Linked DNA regions of Homo sapiens: region 1 is linked to region 2. A link is an interaction called in ENCODE POLR2A ChIA-PET data of the cell type or tissue named here. Cell type or tissue: B cell. All regions are shown on one strand. Links, peaks and the distances in the headings refer to the core of each region. The heading gives the core; the rest is flanking DNA.

The links. ChIA-PET counts read pairs that join two places held together with the same protein. Peaks named below come from ENCODE experiments on the same cell type or tissue, not always from the same donor. Only the 100,000 strongest peaks of a DNase experiment are listed, where the experiment ranks them.
Region 1: POLR2A ChIA-PET joins it to region 2 with 6 read pairs; 1 of 35 experiments calls an interaction of 5 or more read pairs at or near these places.

The regions. Positions count from the first base shown.
Region 1 is chr19:35,894,414-35,898,188 of GRCh38, forward strand. It overlaps NFKBID (NFKB inhibitor delta), which reads right to left. Exons shown (of 12, transcript NM_139239.5): 4 at 3,238-3,443; 5 at 2,500-2,645; 6 at 2,313-2,418; 7 at 1,979-2,125; 8 at 1,805-1,856; 9 at 1,567-1,715. Among named protein-coding and RNA genes, the nearest start is that of NFKBID, 4.2 kb to the right of the region's middle. In B cell, for the core only: no CTCF peak of the experiment used is centred there; DNase peaks (open chromatin) are centred at 1,724 and 2,691; H3K27ac peaks cover 904 bases.
Region 2 is chr19:35,203,441-35,207,215 of GRCh38, forward strand. It overlaps LOC105372379 (a long non-coding RNA gene), which reads left to right and starts at 1,681. Exons shown (of 3, transcript XR_935938.2): 1 at 1,681-1,836; 2 at 2,713-2,952. RefSeq lists enhancers at 1-159, 160-677, 678-1,195, 2,171-2,340. In B cell, for the core only: no CTCF peak of the experiment used is centred there; DNase peaks (open chromatin) are centred at 2,061 and 3,191; H3K4me3 peaks cover 1,174 bases; H3K27ac peaks cover 2,500 bases.

The DNA of each region.
Region 1 (3,775 bases), core at 607-3,106, 690 kb after region 2:
AAGATTTTTCAGGCTGGGTGCAGTGGCTCACAACTGTAATCCCAGCACTTTCAGAGGCAGAGGTGGAAGGATTGCTTGAGCTCAGGAGTTTGAGACCAACCTGGCCAACATAGTTAGACCCCACCTTACAAAAAAGTTGCCACGCATGGTGGTGCATGCCTGTGATCACAGCTACTTGGGAGGCTGAGGTGGGAGGATCACTTAAGTGCACAAGGTCAAGGCTGCAATAAGCTGTGATCATGCCACTGCACTCCAGCCTGAGTGACAGAGTGAGACCCTGTCTCAAAGAGATTTTTGAGGCCAGGTGCAGTGGCTCACGCTTGCAATCCCAGCATTTTGGGAAGCCGAGGCAGGAAGATCACCTGAGGTCGGGAGTTCGAGACCAGCCTGACCAACATGGAGAAACCCTGTCTCTACTAAAAATACAAAATTAGCTGGACGTGGTGGTGGGAACCTGTAATCCCAGTTACTCGGGAGGCTGAGGCAGGAGAATCGCTTGAACCCAGGAGGCGGAGGTTGTGGTGAGCCGAGATCACACCATTGCACTCCAGCCTGGGCAACAAGAGCAAAACTCCATCTCAAAAAGAAAAAAAAAAAGATTTTTGATTTCCCATGCCTGTTTCCTTTTCAGTAAAATAGAGAAAATAGAGTACACATGTCAAAGGGTGTTTGTGAGGTTTCAATAAGCTAATCTATGAAACTCAGTGCTTGATGAATGAATAGTAAGTGCTTGATAACATACCCTAAGGTCAGTAATATTATTCCCAGTTAACAACTAGGGGCCAGGCACAGTGGCTCACGCCTGTAATCGCAGCACTTTGGGAGGCCAAGGTGGGAGGATCATTTGAGGTCAGGAGTTTGAGACCAGCCTGGCCAACACAATGAAAGCCCACTTCTACTAAAATACAAAAAAAAAAAAAAAAAAATAGCCAGGCATGGTGGCGTGCGCCTATAGTCCCAGCTACTCAGGAGGCTAAGACAGGAGAATCACTTGAACCTGGGAGGCAGAGTTTGCCATGAGATGAGATTGCACCACTGCACTCTAGCCTGGGCGACAGAGTGAGACCCTGTCTCAAAAACAAAAAAACAAACAAACAAAAAAACCCTGCTGGGCGCGGTGGCTCACGCCTGTAATCACAGCACTTTGGGAGGCCAAGGCAGGTGGATCACCTGAGGTCGGGAGTTCGAGACCAGCAAGACCAATGTGGAGAAAGCCTGTCTCTACTAAAAATACAAAAAAATTAGCCAGGCGTGGTGACTCATGCCTGTAATCCCAGCTACTCAGGAGGCTGAGGCAGGAGAATCACTTGAACCCGGGATGCAGAGGTTGCGGTGAGCCAAGATCACACCATTGCACTCCAGCCAGGGCAACAAGAGCAAAACTCCATCTCAAAACAAACAAAGAAACAAACAAAAAACCCCTAAGGCACAGAGAAGTGAAGTAACATGTTCAAGGGCACGCAGCAAGGAAGAGGCAAAGTCAGCATTTGCCTGGAGCTCCCGGACATCCAAGTGGCCCCATTCCACACAATCTCCCAGGGTCTGACCGCCCACATCCCCGCTCACCTGGCTGGTGTGATTAGCACCCATTTGCAGCAACATGTGGACACAATCCAGCCTGTCTCGGGCCTGTGTGCTCAGCACCCGGGGACAGAGGTCGGAAGGGCGCATAGCAACGTTAAGGGCCAGGATGGCCGTGTGGAGCGGGGTGAGGCCTGCAGAATGGAGACAGTGAGGGACCCGCATCTGCACCCACCTCGCCCAGCCACACCAACCACACCAGCCCTGCCCACACCCAACTTACCCTCGAAGTCTCTGGCTTCCAGGTCAACCTGGACCCCAGAGTTAAGCACAGCCTGGGAGGAAGAGAAGGCAGACTGCTGGGTAAGGGTATCCCCTGGCCTCCTGGCCCTGGAAGCCAAAATCTGGGCAACCAGTCTACCCCCCAGACAAACCCCTGCCTGCCAGCTGGCCATACCAAGAGAACTCCTGGGAGCCCGTAGGTAGCGGCCACGTGCAAGACCGAACGTCCCTGATGGTCAGCGGCATTGGGCTCTGCTCCCAGGTTCAACAGATCCTCCACAATCAGGGGCTGGTTGGCAGCAGCCGCCACCAGGAGAGGGGTCTGCAGGCCACAGGAGAAGTCAGGTTGGGCTCCTGGTTCCCTCCCGTCAGAAAACCAGGCTCCCAGCCCCATCCCCCCTCAGCCCCAGGAGCTCACCCCCCATTCCCCTCTTCTCTAGGATCCAGGGGTCCAGGCCCCAGGCTCCTTCCTCCCCTGAACCCAGGAGAGTTCAGGCCCCAAGCCTCACCTTGCCCTTATGCTCACGAATGTCAAGACGCCGGTACACCTGGAGCACCTCAGCCGCAGCATATGCCGCCCAGCGCAGCCCCCGAGCCGCAAACAGGTGAAGGAGCCTGAGGACAGGTGGGGGACAGCCGTGAGAACAGCCCCCACCAAGCCAAGAGTCTGCAGACAACCCTATCCCTTATACTCACGTGTCCCCCTCCTCATCCTGGGCCAGCAGCTGCTGTGGCCCCAAAGCCAGCATGTGAGCTCGGGCCACCTCCAGCGATGGTCCAGGGACCACAGCGGGGAACTGTGGGGGTCCTGAAGGGGGTGCAGAAACTCTCCAGGGTCCAGCCTGTGGCAGAGAAGATCCTACATAGAACTGGGTGTCTGGGGGGTCCTGGAGGGTGCAGGTGGTGGGGAGACCCAGTCAGCTGAGAATTCCTCCATCCCAAGCCACCACACACACATCTGCATGCAGAGCCCCTGGGTATCCCATCTATGCCAAGTGACCTTGGACCTTTAGGCCTCAGTTTTGCCCACCTGGAAAAGGGTATTTTTTTTTTTCGGTGACAGAGTCTTGCTCTGTCACCCAGGCTGGAGTGCAGCAGTGCAATCTCTACTCACTGCAATCTCTACCTCCTGGGTTCAAGCAATTCCCCTGCCTCAGCCTCCCGAGTAGCTAGGATTACAGGCGTGCGCCACTACACCCAGCTAATTTTTTTATTTTTGGTTTCACCATGTTGGCCAAGCTGGTCTCAAACGCCTGACCTCAAGTGATCCGCCTGCCTCAGCCTCCCAAAGTGCTGGGATTACAGGTGTGAGCCACCACGCCCGGCCTGGAAAAGGGAATCGTAACTGAGCTCCAGACATCTCAGAATACTGCAGGAGTGCAACTGCGAATTTTTAGGGGCCCTTCAGCATCCTGTACCCACTCTGTATCTCACCTCCATGCCCTGGGGAAATGGGCACGGCTGCCCTGGGTCCGAGGGTGGGTAGAAGTCAGGAGGCAGGAAATTTTCGGCAGCAGAAGCAGGGCAAGAGTAGGGGCTGTCAGTGTAGGCAGCATGCGTGTTGGGGTCCCAGTCTGGAAAGCCCAGGCTGCTAGGTCCAGAACCCACAGTCTCCGAGTGTGCTGGGAAGGGAGGGTGGCCTGCGTGTAAGAGGAGGGGCAGGGGCAGGTCTGGTTACCAGAGTTGGGGACGTCACATCCAGGGCTAGAGGGCCTGGCGTCTCCCAAGGTACTGAGAGTTAGTACTTCTGGGACACCAAGCTCCCGGGACCTGGATTCCTGGGACACTGAGGAATTGAGGGCCTGGACTCCTGGGGCACTAAAAAGGCTGAGCCTGGGCCCTGGGGCTCCGTAGGACTATGTGCATAGACTACTGGACTCAAGAGAACCTAGGAAATCAGACTGCTACTGAGTTCCAGCAAGAATGAGGGCCTACCAGCCTAGGCAACATAGCCAGACCCCGTTTCTACAAA
Region 2 (3,775 bases), core at 864-3,363:
TTGTAGAAGACAAGGCCCTTGTTATGCAGATGAAGTCTCCTAAGTGGCAGCGCTCAGAGAACATGTGACCAGGGTCAGCTTGGAATTTGGGATCTGATTGCCATAAAGAGTCTACTCTGTCAGTCCTGTGATCTGTATTTTAATGTTAATGTTGGTCAGTTGGGCCTAAACTCCAGAAGGGAGGGGCTAGAATGAGGCATGTGCACCTCCCATTTCTTCATGGCTAGAATTCAGTTGTTCAGATGTCTCTGGGGTCCCTTTGGCCCAGAAGGGGGTCCACTTAGTTAGTTGGGGGGCTCAGGATTTTATTTTTGGTTCAAAGTATATATTCTAGGTTGTGATGTCAAATGACTCTCTTACAGTTAACAACAAAAGTGTGAAAGCTACTGTGGTTGATAGCAATATCCTTTGGTTTAGTAGCTTTGTTTTATTTTCCATGTTATTACTTGGAAATTCTTTTCCCCTGGACCCTCCTAAGTCTCTGTCTCCTATCCCCCAGAGACCTAAAGGGTGAAGACACTGAGCTTCCAGATTTGAGGGCAGGAGAGTCCTAGTGAGGCCTGGCTTGGAGGCCAGGGAACTTCCTATTCCAGTCTGCAATGTTACCCTTCAATCTCCAGCTCCCCTGGCTGTTGGTGCCCACCCCAGAGTTGTGGAAGCCCTTTCAGTCTAGCTGCCCCACTTGGTGACAGCATGGGCAGGGCAGGACAGGGAGCATCATGGGGTTCATGCTTTCTGCCGTCCAGCCTCCCTACATGCAGGGCGATGGCCCCTAGCTGACCCTTGAGAGCTGAGGGGAGGCTAGGAAGAGGGTTAAAGGCGAAGCCAGACCCAGGCCATTACTGAAGTCACATGGCCTGCCAGGAAACCCCTGTCTATATTGTAGCTGGTTGAACTAATTATATTATAAATACTTTTCCATTTTCTGCCTAGAACCATGCTCTAGACATCTGCATGAGGTCATTAAACCTGCACCACAGCCATGCACACACACGTGTGTGTGTGTGTGTGTGTGTAAAAGACAGACATGAGGTATAGAAGAGCAATATAGAGGTCTCCATATTATGGGGGAACAGACAGTCCCAGAGCAGGGAGGTCACTTGAACAGGGTCACAGAGGCAGGAGGCCACGAACCTGGCTGGACACTGCAGGGCCAAGCAGGTAAACACTGTGCCTGACTCGCACCCAGACTTCGCAACAACCCTAGAATATTCATAAGTCAGTAATAATAGTGTTACAGGAAAGGAGTCCCGATCCAGACCCCAAGAGAGGGTTCTTGGATTCCCACAAGAGAGAATTCAGGGCAGGTCCATAAAGTGAAAGCAAGTTTATTAGGAAAATAAAGGAATAAAGAATGGCTACTCCATAGACAGAGCAGCCCCGAGGACTGCTGGTTGCCCATTTTTATGGTTATTTCTTGATGATATGCTACACAAGGGGTGGATTATTCATTTCTCCCCTTTTTAGACCATAGAGGGTAACTTCCCGACATCGCCATGGTATTTGTAAACTGTCATGGCGCTGGTGGGAGTGTAGCAGTGAGGACGACCAGAGGTCACTCTCGTGGCCATCTTGGTTTTGATGGGTATTATCTGGCTTCTTTATTGCATCCTGTTTTATCAGCAAGGTCTTTATGACCTGCATCTTGTGTTGACCTCCTATCTCACCCTGTGACTCAGAATGCCTTAACCATCTGGGGATGCAGCCCAGTAAGTCTCAGCCTCATTTTACCTGGCCCCTACTCAAGATGGGGTTGCTCTGGTTCAAACGCCTCTGACAGGGTGACAACTGTGACCACAACAGATTCACAAACATGACATTTTCAGAGAGAGGAAGGTATGCAGGGTGGTGTGATTTGGAAGAGGCTGTGGGCGTAGAGGGATGGGTAATTCAGTTGGGGTGGTCAGGGAGGGCTGCTTGGTGGAGGGGACTCTTGGCTGAGACCTGAGGGCTGTGAAGTTCTTAGAGAAGGGTGTTCCAGGCAGAGGGAACAGCAAGCACAAAGGCCTGAGACGAGAGCTAGCTTGGTATGCAAGAGGAACAGAAAAGAGGAAGTGAGAGTAAGGCGGGGGAGGGAAGGGGCAGGGAATGGAGGCTGTGGAGAGGGGAGGGTTTCCAGGCAGCCCAGGACCCTCAAGGAGAGAAACGTTGGATGTAGTCTCCCAGGTAGGGTCCATCTGGCCCTTCCTCCTGGCTCCTGCGGAGTCCGAGTGGCTCTTTCCCTCCTTCCCTCCTCTCCCCTCCTCCTTCTCTCCCTCTCCATTTTCCCTGCAAGGTCTGCAGCCCAACTCCAGCTCTCCCATTACTACAGGGGCTGGTGGGTCCTTCTGAGCAAGAAGATGGGGCTCTTTGTCTACAGTGTCTGTCTATAGTCATTCACCCACTCATTCATTTAATCATTCACTCATTCATTCATTCATTTAGCCACTCATTTGTCAAATATTGATTTTTCTCAGGTGTTTTGCCCTCACAGGTCCTGCCGCCTAAAACACTGACTTCTTATCTCTCAAGGCTTTGCTTTCAACACTGTCTCTTCCAAGACCTCTCCCTGACCACTCCCAACTTACTAAACCCCTATCACCCTGTTAGCTTTTGAATGCTCTTCATGGTAAAACAGGACAGGTTGATGCTCTCCGGGGCTCTCTCTACACACAAGAGAGAGATTAGCCTGACGGGCATTCGTTTACCCTTCTCATTTTCTTTGGGAACCAGCCTCCCCTGCTCTTAGTCTATGTGATTCGGACACAGCCAACTACATTTCCCAGATCCAGAAATGAACACGCCATTCCAAGTAAAGCCAATGAGAGACAGCTGCAGGACTTTTGCTGGAACTATTGGGAAAGTGGTGTTTCTTTTTCTGCTATGGTTACTTATCTGCTATGCTCTAAGCCTGGAACTGCTGGAGGTCATCTTTGCTGCATGAAAATGAAGTCAATATTGAGGACAGCAGAGGTGAGAGGGAGAGAGGCATAATCCTGAGTGTATTGCAGGGGCACCTGGATCCAGCCATACCTGAAATCCGAGACTTTCCATTCTAAGAACCAATACATTCTCTTTGTACTTAAGCTAGTTTGGGTTTTAATCACTTGTGCCAGAAGGCCTGATTGATAATAAAACCTCAAAGATAAGCAGGCAGTCAAGCTTAGGTACTTTCCTTTTAAGAGATGCGGGCAGGTGCTTCCTTCTCTCAGAAACCACTCCTCCTCTAGGACCTTCTATTCTAAGAAGCCTGGGTGTTTGAGGTTCGTTCATCCTGAGGCATAAAAACAAGATCAAAGTGCCAGGCCAGACGGAGGCAGAGTGTCTACAGAAGCAGCCGTGCAACTAGCAGCAGGAATTGGGAATCTGCATTATTAATAAGCAAGCCCATTTTCCTTTACTTCTTTGTAAGCAGAGCCTTAATTTTATTAGCCTGTTTATTAGCTCTGACCATGTGTTCAGAAAAAGTACCCTCAGCCTCTGAGTGATCTAAGCCAGGCATAGTTCTCCTGTCTTCTTGTTGGTGATTGGTTCTGGAAAAGGCTGGGACACACTCCTGGCCAAGGAGAAGTCACAGCAGTGACTGACTTGGAGGGGGAGTCTGCTGGGGGCTGGCTAGTGGAAGGCATCTGGGGTAAAATGTTTTTGCTCTTAAAAAGTACTGTAGGAGGCCAGGCATGTTGACTCAGGCCTGTAATCCCAGCACTTTGGGAGGCCAAGATGGGCAGATCACTTGAGGTCAGGAGTTCGAGACCAGCCTGGACAACATGATGAAACCCCATTTCTATTTTTAAAA